3 separate regions of the Homo sapiens genome follow, and regions 2 and 3 are each linked to region 1. A link is an interaction called in ENCODE POLR2A ChIA-PET data of the cell type or tissue named here. Cell type or tissue: CD4-positive, alpha-beta T cell. All regions are shown on one strand. Region 1 holds the start of WDR18 (WD repeat domain 18). Region 2 overlaps R3HDM4 (R3H domain containing 4). Region 3 holds the start of ARID3A (AT-rich interaction domain 3A).

Region 1 (5,000 bases):
TGGAGACAAGGTCTTGCTCTGTCACCCAGGCTGGAGTGCAGTGGTACAATCTCATCTCACTGCAACTTCCGCCTCTCGGATTCAAGTGATTCTCATGCCTCAGCCTCCCAAAAAGCTGGGACTATAGGTGTATGCCACCATGCCCAGCTAATTTTTCTATTTTTTGCAGACATGGGTTTTCACCATGTTACCCAGGCTAGTCTTGAACTCCTGGCCTCAAGTGATCTGCCCGTCTCAGCCTCCCAAAGTGCTGGGATTCCAGGCATGAGCCGCCATGCCCATCCCCTGGTGGCTTTTTTATCTCTCCGAGAATGCTCATGCCCACCCAGCCCTCTCAGTTCTCTGAGCAGCCCACTGAGGGAAGCAAGGACAAGGTCAGGAAGGGCAGAAACATGGTTACCTTTGGGTCTTCTGGCCCCAGATCTTGTACTGTCTGCCCTGCTCTATGTGGGGTTGAGGGCAGGTCTCCCCCGAAATATAATGGACCATTTGTGACAACACAGCCGGTGATCTAACGCCACAGCTACGGTATGGGCCAAACTCCAAGAGGCCTGACTTTGTGAATGAAGTCTCCCTGGCACATCTCTGTGCCCACTCACTCACACATCATCCAGGGCTGCTTCCCCTCACCAGGGCAGAGCTGAGAAGCTGGCCTAAATGCAAAGCCTGAACAGTTCACTCTGTCTCGCAGTGAGAGCATGGCAGGATCCGGGCTGTGAGTGTGTCTAGGAGTTGCTGTCACCTGGTTGGTCCAGCGGTAAGAAAAAGGAGGCACTGGCCGGGCGCGGTGGCTCACGCCTGTAATCCCACTACTCTGGGGGGCCGAGGCGGGTGGATCACCTGAGGTCAGGAGTTGGAGACCAGCCTGACCAACATTGTGAAGCCCTTCTCTACTAAATACAAACAAATTAGCCAGGTGTGGTGGTGGGCGCCTGGAATCCCAGCTACTCAGGAGACTGAGACAGGAGGATTGCTTGAACCTGGGAGGCAGAGGTTGCATTGACTACCGGCATGAGCCACTGCGCCCGGCCGCCCTTTATAACTTTCAAGTCACAAGTGCCAGGCGCTGCCGCCTGCGTGGAAGAGATGCCCGCTAGCCCTGGAAGATGCTGCGGTGTGTGAGTGCCGGGGACTGGGCTGCACCGGGCTCTATCCAAGCACTCAAGGCAGGATTAGGGCTGGTCTGGGATTCGCAAGTCTCGAGGGGACCTGGAGAAAGGAGGCAGCAGGGTGAAGCTTAGGCTATAACCCCTGAGCAGTCACCCATCCCAGGGCCCCAGGCCGCATGGTTGTTCCCTGGTGCCCTGCAGGCAAAGCTCAGATGGGCTGAGATGTCCTGTGGGAAACGCTCACGCTTTGCTCCTCTTACCTCCCACAGGTGGATGCTTTCTGCAACTCCTGCCAGGACGTAGAGACCATTGGGTGATGCAGTCAGACAGGTGACAGGCCCGGGGCACATGATCTTCTGCTGGAGCTGGTCCTAAGGATGCACAGTCAGCCTCGTGAGCCCCATGCAGGACACGGGAGCTACTACAGCAGTGGAGGGCGAGGGGAGGGGACGCCTGGGCAATGGCTAAGTCAGAGAACCAGGAAGAGGAGTCGGGAGCAGGGTGGTTTGAGCAAATGCATGGTCCAGCAAGGAAGTGTTCGCCCCTGCAAGAGGCTTCGAGGCTGGAGGTGGTAGATGTGAGGTTGGTGCTTCCTCTGAGGGTCAGAGGGGCCCTGGGTGGGAGGAGTACAGGAACAGAACAAAGAGGATCCAGAAGGACACTGGGGCCCAAGAGCCCAGTAGGCTTGTGCCCCAATCCTTCTATCCATAATGTCCAACCTAAGACCCCAAGCCTCAGCTTCCTCCTCTCTAAAATGGGAAAACTCAGCCGGGCGTGGTGGCTCACGGCTGTAATCCCAGCACTTTGGGAGGCTGAGGTGGGCAGATCACTTGAGGTCAGGAGTTCGAGACCAGCCTGGCCAACATGGTGAAACCCTGCCTCTACAAAAAATACAAATGTGGGCCGGGTGTGGTGGTTGGTGCGGGCCTGTAGTTGCAGCTACTCAGGAGGCTGAGGCCCGAGAATCGCTTGAACCCTAGAGGCAGAGGCTGCAGTGAGCCGAGATCGCACCACTGCACTCCAGCCTCAGCGACAGAGTGAGACCCTGTCTCAAAACTAAAATAAAATGGGAGAAATTTATGAGTTGTGTGTAGACTCCATCAGGCAATGCTGGAGCACAGAGCCAGTCCCAAGAGATCTCAGCGGGCACACGGGGGAAGCGAGTAGCTTCAGGGACTGGCTGCATTTGGGCTTGGGAGTAGAGGGGAAACTGTGGGCGACGGTGAGTATCTGTTGCTTTATTGGAGGAATAAACATGAGTTTCCTGCGCCACCCCTTCATGGGAGACTCCCCCAGACCTTGGTCCTTCTCCCTTTTCCTCCAGAACCACAACATCCACAGAGCTCATAGGCCCCTTTTAATCAAATTTCGCGCTCCAAGAACTCGTGCATGCGCAATTGCCCCAAGGGACCCCCCGGAGCGTCTCCCATTTTCCCCCACTGCCCCCATAGCAGCTCAGGCCTGAGCCCCGCGCGTGCGCAGAGCGGCCTAACAGGTCGCACGTATCTCCCCAAAGCCCCCAGACCCGCGCATGCGCAGAGCGCCCGAACGGAGACCACCTCCCCTCCCCACGCCAATTCCGACTAAGGGTGCACGCGGCCCCCACCAACCCATCCCCCGACTTCAGCCTCGGGCGCCCCATGACCCCAGCAGCGAGACCGCACCGCCGCACCTTCCGCTGGAGCTCCCAGGCGCTGATGTAATTCTTGCCCAGCTGCGCCGCCAGCAGATACTCGCCATTGAGCAGCGCCAGGCCGCGGGGTCCCGCCTGGCCGCCGCGGTAGGTGAGCAGGTTGGCGCCCGAGTGAAGTTCCCACACGATGCAGCTCCACATCGGGGCCGCCGAGTCCGTACACACGGCCACCTCCATGGGCGCCGCCATCTTGCCTTCCCCACCGCCCCGGACGTGCGTCATCATGAGCGAGACGCGGACGACTGCCCCACGCGGGCCAGAGCGGCGGCCCCGCGGCCCCAGCGGGTGGCCGACCCGCGCATGCGCCCGTGCCTCGGAGAGAGGGGCTTTCTTGTGAAGTGGGATTTCCCGCTTACCTGAGACTCGAGGGTCGCGCGGCCTGCTTAGAGATCTGGGGAGGCGACTTCTTCCAAGGCCCAGGGTCTCCGGCGATCAGTTAGTAGCTCTAGAGCCGGGGTACCTGACTTGGCCTTTTCCTCCTGGGCATTTTTGGCCAAGTGACTCAAGCTCTTGGATTCATTTATTTTTAAATGTTCAAATAATAAAGTTCCGACGTCACAGGCCTAAATGACACATTGCGCCTAAAAGAGAGAGCGCACACCCAGCAACATGGCTAGTTGGCGATGAATACATTGGAATTCACTGCTTCCTTATTTATTTAGTTTTGTAGAGCCAGGGTCTCACTGTCCTGCCCAGGCTGGCCTCGAACTCCTGAGCTCAAGTGATCCTCCCAGCTCGGCCTGCCAAAGTGCTGGGATTACAGGCGTGAGCCACCGCGCCCGGCCCAGTGTTTCCTTATTGGTCGACATCTGCCTCCCCCTTGACCCCTCTTTAGGGGCCTCAACATCTAAATTATTAGTCGGATAGCTTGGTGTAGGTCAAACAAGTCGCCAGTTCTGTCCGAGCCAAGCAGGGTCTAACTTCATGTCACGGCTGCCCGTCACGGACCATGTCTGAAAACGGCATTCAAAAAAAAAAAAAGGCCGGGCGCTTTGGCTCAGGCCTGTAATCCCAGCACTTTGGGAGGCCGAGGTGGGTGGATTACCTGAGATCAGGAGTTCGAGACTACCCTGGCCAACATGGCGAAACCCCGTCTTTACAAAAAGTACAAAAAGCCGGGCGTGGTGGGAGGCTGAGGCAGGAGAATCGCTTGAACCCGGGAGGCGGAGGTCTCAGTGAGCCGAGATCCCAGGCACTCCAGCCTGGGCGAATGAGACTCTGTCTCAAAGAAAAACATATATCTATTATTTATTTATACTAAATATATATCTAGTAGAGATGGGGGGTCTCACTGTGTTGCTCAGGCTGGTCTCCAACACCTGGGCTTAGGCCTTGGCCTCTTAAACCGCTGGGATTACAGGCTTCAGCCACAACGTCCGGCCTAAAAACAGTATGATTTAAAATGTGCAATTAGTTGCCAACCCCTTAAAAAGGGATAAAAAGGGAGCATTCATTTAAAAGTCGGGATTTCCGCCCGGGGGTTGCAGCTGACCTGGGTCGTGTGCCCTCGAGCAGCAAGAGGCAGGGGCTGGAGGCTGCATGCGGGGTGCGGTCCCCGGAGGCGGTGCGACTCCTGGTCCGCGGCTCCCGGCGGAGGGCACGGCCGGGGCAGGAGGCTGGTGCCAGAGCGTGCGGCGCCGCAGCCCCGCTGGCCGCCAGGTGGCAGGCGCGAGCCACCGACCCCGAGCCCAGGCCAGAGGGAGGGCGGCCCCGGGGACCCGCCTGGTCGGCAGGAGGGGCCGTTTGAGCGGGGAGCCAGCGACCCCCAGAGAACCGTGTGCGGGGCAGGCCCGTGCGAAGGCCCTGGGGCAGGACCACGGAGCGGGGCCGGGCCGTGCAGGGCCGTGTGAACGAGGCCTGGATTTCATTTTATCCTGGGAGGGAGGGAGGGAGTCCAATCCAAGGACCTGCTGTGCCTCCAGAGTTTCCTCCAACCTCATTTTTATTTTCTTTCTTTATTTTGCGACAGTCTTGCTCTGTGGCCCAGGTTGGAGTGCAATGGTGCGATCTCGGCTCACTGCTACCTCTGCCTCCCGGGTTCAAGCGATTCTCCTGTCTCAGCCTCCCGAGTAGCTGGGATTACAGGTGTGAGCCGCCACGCCCAGCTAAGTTTTGTATTTTTAGTAGAGACGGAGTTTCACCACGTTGGCCAGGCTGGTCTCGAACTCCTGACCTCAGGTGATCTGCCCGTCTCGGCC
Region 2 (5,000 bases), 75 kb after region 1:
CCCAACTCCCTGGTCCGTGCCCCTACTCTCTGGTCTTCGCCCCCACTCCCGGGTCCGCGCCCCCACTCCCGGGCCCGCCCCCCAACTCCTCTGTCCGACCCCCCCACTGCCCTGGCCCACGCCCCGACTCCCGGGTCTGTCCCCCCACTCCCCAGTCCGCCCCCCAACTCCCTGGTCCACCCCCCCCACCTCCCCGGGGCCGCGCCCCCACTCCCGGGTCTGTCCCCCCACTCCCCGGTCAGTCCCCCAACTCCCTGGTCCGCCCCCCACACTCCCGGGTCCGTCCCCCCACCTCCCCAGTCCGCCCCCCAACTCCCTGGTCCACCCCCCCCCCCACCTCCCCGGGGCCGCGCCCCCACTCCCGGGTCTGCCCCCCCACTCCCCGGGCCCCGAGGTGCCAGCCATGGAGCCTCCCGCCAGAGGGTCCTGGGCCCCTGTCCGCGGGTCGGGGTTCACCCACGTGGCCATGCGCTCCAGCCTGGTCCCTGCCGCACGCCCGGCCCCACTCGCCCTCTGGGCTTGTCCGCGCCCCCTGCCTTTCCGGGCAGACCCGGCTCCTTGCTCTCCTTTGGGTAAATCCCTACAACCCTTGTGGGTTAAAACCTGGCAAGCAGGAGCCCGCGCGTCCTTCCCGGGGGACCCGGAAGCGGGGCGGTCTGTGCGGGGGTCAGCCGTGTGTCACCCCGGCCCGCACAGGGACCCGGGGACCCAGGGTGCGCCCCTGGGGTCCGTGTTGGTGGAGGGCGAGGAGGCGGCGCGTGTTCCGTTCCTGCCTCCTCCGTGTGCGGACGGCGCCACCTGGGCAGGTTATTTCATGCTTCCATGCCTCAGTTTCCCCTTCTGTAAAATGGGATAGTAAGTGTGGCCTCTTCTCCGAGTGGTGGGGGTTACCGAGCTGGCACTGCGGCGGGCCCAGCAAACAGGAGTGTCCGTTGTCTCATTACTAATTATCGTTAATGTTTTATTGGTTATTTTAGTAGTATTAATATTTTGAGACGGAGTCTCGCTCTATCGCCCAGGCTGGAGTGCAGTGGCACGATCTTCATTCACTGCAACCTCCACCTCCTGGGTTCAAGCGATTCTCCTGCGGCAGCCTCCCCAGTACCTGGGATTACAGGCGCCCGCCACCACGTTCAGCTAATTGTTGTATTTTTAGTAGAGATGGGGTTTCATCATGTTGGCCAGGATGGTCTTGATTTCCTGACCTCACGATCTGCTTGCCTCGGCCTCCCAAAGTGCTGGGATTACAGGCGTGAGCCACCGCACCCGGTCTTTAGTATTATTTGTATTTATTTATTTATTTGTTTATTTTTTTGAGACAGAGTCTCACTCTGTCGTCCAGGCTGGAGTGCAGTGGGGCGATCTCGGCTCACTGCAAGCTCCGCCTCCTGGGTTCACGCCATTCTCCTGCCTCAGCCTCCCGAGTAGCTGGGACTACAGGTGCCCGCCACCGCGCCCGGCTAATTTTTTTGTATTTTTAGTAGAGACGGGGGTTTTGCCGTGTGAGCCAGGATGGTCTCGATCTCTTGACCTTGTGATCTGCCCGCCTTGGCCTCCCAAAGTGCTGGGATTACAGGCGTGAGCCACCGCGCCGGCTAGTATTATTTTTAAATGATCATTTATTACTATCATCGTTATTATGTTTATTATATCATCACTATTATCTCCACTCAGAGGCCATACCCATCTCTACCGAGGTGATTTGTATCTGAAGGAGAAAGGATGCGTCTTTGATTGGTTGATTGGTTAATTGATTGGAGACAGAGTCTCGGTCTATTGGCCAGGCTGGAGCAGAGGATGCTTTTTTTTTGTTTTTGTTTTTGTTTTTCATATTAGAGACAGGGTCTTGCTAACTTGTCCAAGCTGGTCTCAAACTTCTGGGCTCAAGCCATCCTGCCTCCTCGGCCTCCCAAAGTGTTGGGATTACAGGCGTGAGCTACCACGCCCGGCCTAGTAGTAGTATTATTAATACAGGGTCTCACTCTATCACCCAGGTTTGATCACAGCTCACTGCATCCTCCACCTGCGGGCTCAGGCGATCCTCCTGCCCCAGCCTCCCGAGTAGCTAGGACCACAGGTGTGCACCACCATGCCGGCTATTTTTTTTTTTTTGAGATGGTTTCGCTCTTGTTGCCCAGGCTGGAGTACAGTAGTGCGATCTCGGCTCACTGCAACCTCTGCCTCCCAGGTTCAAGCGATTCTCCTCCCTCAGCCTCCTGAGTAGCTGGGATTACAGGCATGTGCCACCGCACCCAGCTAATTTTGTATTTTTAGTAGAAACGGAGTTTCTCCATATTGGTCAGGCTGGTCTCGAACTCCCAACCTCAGGTGATCCACCGGCCTTGGCCTCCCAAAGTGCTGGGATTACAGGCATGAGCCACTGCGCCCGGCCTGGCTAATTTTTTAATTTGTTGTAGAGACGAGGGTCTTACTATGTTGCCTAGGCTGGTCTCGAACTCCTCGACTCAAGGAATCCACCTGCCTTGGGCTCACAAAGTGCTGGGATTACAGGCGTGAGCCACTGCACCCACGTAACGTCTCCTCTAAGGGGGCCTTGAACCACCTGGTGTGGGCATTTACCCTCAAAATGGGCTCTTCTTCCTGAGTCTTCTGTTTTTTTTGTTTTTGGTGGGGGTTGGGGGGACAGGTTCTTGCTCTGTCACCCAGGCTGGAGTGCAGTGGCGCGATCTCAGCTCATGGTAACCTTTGCCTCCCAGGTTCAAGCGATTCTCCTGCCTCAGCCTCCTGAGTAGCTGGGATTACAGGCATGTGCCACCACGCCTGGCTAATTTTTGTAATTTTAGTAGAGACGGGGTTTCACTATGTTGGTCAGGCTGGTCTCAAACTCCTGACCTCAGGTGATCCACCTGCCTCGGCCTCCCAAAGTGCTGGGATTGCAGGCGTGAACCACCACGCCTGGCACCCTGGTCTTGAAGCCCAGGTGTAGTGACTCCTATGTAACTATGTAAATACACTCATGTTTCCGCTCTCAGCCGTCAGTCTCTGGGTGTTTACCTGCCAGCTGTGTCCTGGTGGGGGGTTGGGGACTGCTGGGGGCCGCCGCAGTCTGCCCCACCCCAGGCTGAGTCACCTCCGCCCTGAGCCCTGGCTTCCTGATGCACAAGTCGGTTCCTCTCTTGCTGTCTCTAGTGGGTTCCTGGGGGAGGGACCAGTGCTGGGAAAGGTGTGTTTTTGCTCGAGGGACTGAGGGTTCACAGTTCCCCTCTCAAAATCTGCAAGGAGTAGAATTGGGAGTGGCCGGGAGGCCTGTTCCCCCAAACTCCAGCAGCTCCCCAGCTTGGGCTGCCCCCCTCTTCTGTGGACACACATCCTCGAGCCTTCAGGGTCCAGGAAGCCTCAGATACCCCCGCTGGGTCCTCAGTTTCCTCGTCTGTAAAGTGGTCTTGTTGAGTGGCGTGGGAAACAGATGAACCAGCCCTTGGGAGGTGTGTCAACAGAAGTTTAGTTCTTCATTCAACAAACAGGCAGTGAGCGCCGCTGTGGGCCGGTCACAGGCCAGGACCGGGGGGCGGCGGTGGGCGGGGGGCGGACCCTGTCTTGTTCTGTGGGCCTAGTGAGCTAGTGATTAAGGAGCAAAGAAGTAAACGGGCCGGCTGGGGCCGGTTGGTTTCCAGAGCTTCCTGGTAAGGCTGACTGGGCTAGGTGGGGGGCGGGGCCGTTCCTGGGGGTGGTGAACACAGAGCTGAGGCTGGAATGAGCAGGTGCATCAGGCAGAGACCGGGGCTCCCTGAGTTTGGAGCACTGTGAGGAGGGGCCTGTGGCTGGACGTGGGATTTTTTTATTTTTTATTTTATTTTTATTTTTTTTGAGACAGTCTCATTCTGTCACCCAGCCTGGAGTGCAGTGTTGTGATCTCGGCTCACTGCAGACTTCATCTCCCAGGTTCAAGTGATTCTCCTGCCTCAGCCTCCTGAGTAGCTGGGACCACAGGCGCCCACCACTATGCCCAGATAATTTTTTTGTATTTTTAGTAGAGACGGGAGTTTCACCATGTTGGCCAGGCTGGTCTCGAACTCTTGGCCTCAAGTGATCCACCTGCCTCAGCCTCCCAAAGTGCTGGGATTAGAAGTGTGAACCACTGCGCCCGGCCAGGCATGGGGATTTTGATGTGGTCTTCCTGTTCCTTCCATTTCTGGAGAGGAGTGTCGGTGACTCCCAGGCCCCCCTGTCTACCCCAGAGGCCAGATGTTTTTTTGTTTTTGTTTTTGTTTTTGTTTTTTTGGGAGACAGAGTCTTGCTGTGTCACTCAGGCTGGAGTGCAGTGGTGCGATCTCAGCTCACTGCAACCTCCACTTCCCAGGTCCAAGCGATTCTCCTGCCTCAGCCTCCCAAGTAGCTGGGACTACAGGCGTGCGCCACCACTCCTGGCTAATTTTTGTATTTTTGTAGAGACAGGGTTTTACCATGTTGGCCAGGATGGTCTCCATCTCTTGACCTCATGATCCGCCCGCCTCGGCCTCCCAAAGTGCTGGGATGACAAGCTTGAAGATGTTTCTTAATTTCCTGCTGGAAACTGGTTGAAGTCAGCCAGCTCCATCTGATGGTGGGACTCGATTTCCAGTGCTCAGCTCAGCACTAGAGACCCAGGGGAGGGTGGCGAGCCCTCAGATACCAAACAAAACAGGCGAAAGCCCTCGTGTTGCAGTGCTAGGCCAAGGGGGAGCCAGGCCTGGCCCTGGGATGCTGGGGAGCCATGGGCTGTGCTGGAGCAGGGGAAGGACCAGGCAGGTCCTTGTGGGCCTGGAGGAGAGGCCTGTGGGGCTTTGGTATGAGGGGTGGTGAGGGAAGCAGGGTAGCTCTGGGGTTCTGGGTCAGACCCAGGTTCACATCCAGCTCCTTGCATTGTCTGGGTGGTGACGGGGGACAGCCCCACCTCTCCAAGCCTCAGATCCTTCATCTGTAATATGGGGTGATACCAGGCCCCTTGCTGGGAGGGCTTGAGCTGTGTCACCGAGCCCCGCCCCCTCTGACTTCCCCGA
Region 3 (5,000 bases), 60 kb after region 1:
AAGGCCCCCCCCACGGAAGAGCTCCAAGCAAAGCCCCCCCTCTTTGGGGGCACAGAAGGAAGAGGCCAAAGGAAGCCACTCCCCCCACCAGCCCGCTCCGAGCCCTGCTGGGTTTAATGACCCTTCCGGGTCGCCGGGTGGGGGAGGGGAGCAGGACAGACCTCCACGTTGGGGCCGGTGGAGGGGGCAGGTGGGGATCCCAGATTCCCCCCTAGGTCAGGGCTGGGTGCCCCCCCATCGCCGCCATAACCCTAAACTAGCTACGCCCACCCCCTTCAGACCCCTCCCCCCAAGAGCCCTTTGTCCTCGACCCCCACCCCCATTTTATGACAGCCCCAAGGGAGAGGCTGGGACGGGGCGCTGGGTGGTCGTTGGACCAGGCAGGGGTGGGGGGCGGAGGGATCCTGGGCCACACCCTCCTCCCCCCAGGCCTCCGGAGAGAGGTCACCCGCTCGGCGCGGGCCTTGCAAAACATGGTTATTTAAAGAGTTGTGCAAGGCCCCGGGCCCGCGGGTGGCGAAAGGGGCCCCTCACTCCACGAAGGGAAGAGGAGGGGGAGGGGCGGGGCAGAAAGCTGGGGAGGGGGCTAAGAAAGTCCTGGGTTGGGGGGGCCTGGAGGAAGTGAGAAAAAAACTCAAGAAGGAGAAGAAATAAGAAGACAGAAACCCTGGTCCGGATTTCAAAGGCTTCTTGGAAAGCGGCCGATTTGCATGGGGGGGGGAACCCCTCCAGCCCGAGCGCCTAAAAACGGAAGATAATTGAACCCGCCGCCCGGGGCCGGCGCCGAGCGTTGGAGTTGACAAACGCGCGCTCCCAGCGCTTCCTGCGCCCGCTTTTGTGTCTGGGGGGCCCTGAAACGGGTCAGGGGGCTCTTCCTGGGTATCCCCGCCGAGGAACCGGGCGCCCGGGCCCAACCCACCCCGGCGCCCGGGGGCCGCGGTGTCTCCCCCGGGGGCCCCTCTCTGCGCTGGGGCGGACACTTTATAAATAAACCAGCCCGGCTGGGGAGGCTCGCCGGGAACTACCCTCCCTCCTCTCTGGGCTCCCGAATAAATCCCTGATTTCGGGGAGAAAGAATAAAAATGAAATAAAATATCGGGGTGCAGCCCCCCGCGCGCGCGCAGAGACCATTTCCTTCCGCTGGGGAGGGGGGGGCGCGCACTCGCGACCCCCGATCGCCCCTGCTCGCCCCTGAGCGATTGATCCAGTGGGGAGTGAAGTCTCCAAGCGGGGTGCAGAGAAAACTCCCCGAACCCCAGCCCGCCAGGGCCGCCTTCCCAGTCCGGGACCCCCACCAACATCTCCGCCCAACTTTGGGGACCCCCTTCTTTGGCTTCCAGGACGCACTGCGCCCACCCCGGCACCGGAACCCGCGCTGGGAACGGCCAGCGCGCTCCCCAGCCTTACCGCGCAGGGCGGCTCGTAGTGGGGCGCGCGCCCCGCGCCTGGGGTCGGCCTGCCCGGGCCCGCCTGGCTTCCAGCCGCCGGTGCGCGCCGCTGGCTCCCGGCCCCCGACCCACGGGGCTGTGCCGCGCGCCGACTCACCGAGCCGCCAGCCGCGTCCGCGTCTACACCCCTCCGCCCGATTGGTAAGAGGCGCCCCGCGCGCGGCCGGCCCCCGCCCCGCCCCTCCCCCACCCCCAGACAAATCACCAGGGGACGAGTCGCTCTCGGATGCAAATACCTGGCCGGTGATTCAGCGCCGCGGCCCGGGCGCGGGAGGGCCTCGCCAGGGCTCCCCACTTTTCCCCGCACGCCCCCTCGCCCCCCTCCCGCGGTCTGACGACGCGCAACCAGCCCGGGGGCGCTGGGGAGCCGGGCAGAGTGGACGGAAATTTTCAGGTCGCGGCCCCTTTAAAGGATAATAAATAATAAACGGGAAGGGGAACAGCGCCGCGGGAGGCCCCGCCCCCGGCCTAGGGACGGTGGGCAAAGTGCGCGACGCGGCCCCAAGCGCAGAGGGTGCCGGGGGCAGGGGCTGGGGCGGGAGCGCCCCGGGGGAAGAAGAGGGGACTGACTGGGGCTCCGCCTGGGCGGGCTGGCCGGAGGCATCGGAGCCAGATCCGGGACCAAGTCTCTTCCCTTCTTACGGAGCACCTACGCTGGGCCTCGTGGACTCGGAGTTTCACCTTCGCCCCTTAGACGGAGAGACCCTGAGAGAGTGACTTCACTCTCCGGAGCCGCCGTTTCCAAGTCTGAGAAATGGGCTTGAAAGACCCGGTGCAGAGCTGGGCGGGCGGCGTCGGAGGGAGGGAACCAGGGTCCCGCCGGCCTCCCTCTGGGGAGGGACGGGCTGCAGACGGGGGCTCGGCGCGGGCGTGGGGAGGTGCGCGCTGGGACCCGGAGCCCCTTTGTGAAACCAGGACGACCCTGCCCGGCCCGGCTGTCACCAGCGTCGGGAGCTCGGCTGCCCACCACCCCCCCGTGAAGGTGGTGATGACTTACACGGTCTGAGCGGTCGCTTGCCCAACCACGTGCCCCGCGCCTCCCTCCAGGGAGGTCCCTGCACGTCTCCAGCCCTCACTCCTCTCTGTAGTTGGCAACCTTCTTGTCGCCACTGCGCAGAGCAGGAAACTGAGGCACCGAGCGGGGTGCAAGGAAGGCGGTCGGGAGGGGGACGCGTGCTCTGCAGGGAGCTGTGTGCGCGGGAAGCGACCCCAGGGGGCTAAGCGCAGAGGCCCAGGCTCCAGCCCGGACGTGAGCCCCAGGGGAGCCTGGAGGGCGGGCAGGGGCCACCCCGGGGGACCCTCACTTGTGGAGGGTCTCTGGCGGGCTCGGGTCCCCGGTCCTGAGTGTTGGGGGCGGGGTTGTAGTCGTCTCCCTCCCCTTTCCCTAGACTAGCACACGGCATTGCAACTTTCTCTCTGTCCTTCCACCTAGTTGCACCTCCTCCCTCCACAAAACTGCAACCGGGGCCGGCGCGGTGGCTCACGCCTGTCATCTTAACACCTTGGGAGGCGGAGGTGGGCGGATCATCAGAGGTCAGGAGTTCGAGACCAGCCTGGCCAACAAGGTGAAACCCCATCTGTACTAAAAATACAGAAATCAGCCGGGCATGGTGGCGCGCGCCTGTAGTCCCAGCTACTTGGGAGGCTGAGGTAGGAGAATCGCTTGAATCCGGGAGGTGGAAGTCGCAGTGAGCCGAGATCGCGCCACTGCACTCCAGCCTGGGTGACACAGTGAGACTCCACCTCAAAAACAAAACAAAACAAAAAACTGCCGGCAGGAGAGCTGCCCCCGACAACAAGGCCTGAATCCAGCCTTCCAGCCCCAGGGCCACGTGTAACCTAATGGCGGCAGGTGTCTGAGAGGCCTCCACCATAAGGCTATATTAAACACCAAACCCAGCTGCCACCCCTATCTCCGATGGAGAGGCCTGAGACACCTGCCCCAGGTTGGGGGTGCTTTGGAGAGACGCTCCCTGCAGCGGGATAAAGGGGTGTGGGAGTACCCCCTTCTCGGGCCAGGACCCAGCTCAGGTCTGAAGGTGCAGGAAGTCCCTCCCACCTACGATGGAGCACCTGGAGGCCAGCAGACCCGAAAGGCACCTGGAGGGCAGGTGCATGGGCCTGTCTGTGCCTCAGTTTATCCCTCTATAAAATGGGCCAATGTTAATTCAACCCTTTCACCATCCTGTTCTGGATTAGGCTGCCCTTTGTTCAAAGGGAAGGGCACAGGGTGGGGGCATAATTACCCCCAGGGCAGGAAGGGTAGAGCCCCTACCCGTTTCCCAGGAGGAAGCTGTGATCCGGGTAGCTGGCTGCAGCTTCCCCCAAAGGGGCCGCGCAGGGGGGTGAGGGGATGCAGGATGGCAGCTGCCTGCAGTGAGGGGGCTCCTATTTTTAGCCCAGAGAGGGAGCCGGGAATGTCTACGCAGACTAGCTGGCTCCACCATATTCCAGATGCCCTCATGCCCCGCAGGGGTAGGCAGCAGTGTGGATTTAGATCAGTACAGACCTCTCCCAGTCTCTTTCTCAAGCTGTGCATTGGGCACAGCAGCCCCAGCTTTAAACATTTCCTAACCAGACCATCTACCGGGGGCACAGCAGCCCCAGCTCTGAAGGTTTCCCAGCCAGACCATCTCCTGGGGGCACAGCAGCCCTAGCTCTGAAGGTTTCCCAGCCAGACCATCTCCTGGGGGCGCCTGGGGCTTTGGGAACCTCCCCCACACAAAAACAGCGTGATCCTCCCCCAACCCTGCTGGTCACTGGACCGGTTCTCTACTCTGCACTCAGGTAGGGGACATCCTCATAAAACCCCCCAGATCCCGCTCCCACAGCTCTGCAGGTTAAAAAGCCCAAACTAGGGCTGGGCCTGGTGGCTCACACCTGTAATCCCAGCACTTTGGGAGGCCAAGGCAGGTGGATCACTTGAGGTCAGGAGTTCGAAACCAGCCTGGCCAACATGGTGAAACCCCGCCTCTATTAAAAATACAAAACAATTAGCCGGACATGGTGGCAGGCATCTGTAATCCCAGCTACTCGGGAGGCTGAGGCAGGAGAATAGCTTGAACCTGGGAGGCGGAGGTTGCAATGAGCCAAGATCACACCACTGCACACCAGCCTGGGAGACAGAAGGAGACTCTGTCTCAAAAAAAAAAAAAAAAAAAAGAAGAGAGCTCAGCACAGTGGCTCACGCCTGTAATCCCAGACTTTGGGAGGCTTAGGCGGGAGGATGGCCTAAGGCTAGGTATTCAAGATGAGCCTGGGCATAGACCCTGTCTCCACAAAAAATTTATAAAATAAAAAAATTAAGGCTGACCACCGTGGCTCAAGACTGTAATCCTAGCACTTTGGGAAGCTGAGAAAGGAGGATCTCTTGAGCCCCGGAGTTTGAGACTAGCCTGGGCAACGTAACAAGACCCCATCTCTACAAAAAATACAAAAATTAGCCAATTGTGGTGGCACACACCTGTAGTCCCAGCTACTCGGGAGGCCGAGGCAAGAGGATTGCTTGAGCCCAGGAGGTCGAGGCTGCAGTGAGCCATGATCACACCACTG

The links. Peaks named below come from ENCODE experiments on the same cell type or tissue, not always from the same donor. Only the 100,000 strongest peaks of a DNase experiment are listed, where the experiment ranks them.
Region 2: POLR2A ChIA-PET joins it to region 1 with 11 read pairs; 18 of 35 experiments call an interaction of 5 or more read pairs at or near these places.
Region 3: POLR2A ChIA-PET joins it to region 1 with 19 read pairs; 30 of 35 experiments call an interaction of 5 or more read pairs at or near these places.

Annotation. Positions count from the first base shown.
Region 1 is chr19:982,345-987,344 of GRCh38, reverse strand. It overlaps WDR18 (WD repeat domain 18), which reads right to left and starts at 3,000. Exons shown (of 10, transcript NM_024100.4): 1 at 2,782-3,000; 2 at 1,370-1,480. The coding sequence starts at 2,991. RefSeq lists enhancers at 2,681-2,860, 2,891-3,040, 2,465-3,406 and silencers at 3,091-3,180, 4,345-4,734. In CD4-positive, alpha-beta T cell, CTCF peaks have their summits at 4,256 and 4,455 (motif pointing right); DNase peaks (open chromatin) are centred at 2,684, 3,024, 3,666, 4,454 and 1 weaker place; H3K4me3 peaks cover 1,407 bases; H3K27ac peaks cover 871 bases.
Region 2 is chr19:907,436-912,435 of GRCh38, reverse strand. All of the region lies in intron 1 of R3HDM4 (R3H domain containing 4), which reads left to right. Among named protein-coding and RNA genes, the nearest start is that of R3HDM4, 3.3 kb to the left of the region's middle. RefSeq lists an enhancer at 2,873-3,167. In CD4-positive, alpha-beta T cell, no CTCF peak of the experiment used is centred here; DNase peaks (open chromatin) are centred at 2,555, 3,055, 3,645, 4,975 and 1 weaker place; H3K4me3 peaks cover 2,142 bases; H3K27ac peaks cover 3,259 bases.
Region 3 is chr19:922,605-927,604 of GRCh38, reverse strand. ARID3A (AT-rich interaction domain 3A) reads right to left here and starts at 1,570. Exons shown (of 9, transcript NM_005224.3): 1 at 1,546-1,570. RefSeq lists silencers at 601-793, 781-1,020, 1,441-1,510, 1,601-2,530, 2,621-2,710 and an enhancer at 636-1,396. In CD4-positive, alpha-beta T cell, no CTCF peak of the experiment used is centred here; DNase peaks (open chromatin) are centred at 264, 604, 1,574, 1,914 and 2 weaker places; H3K4me3 peaks cover 2,980 bases.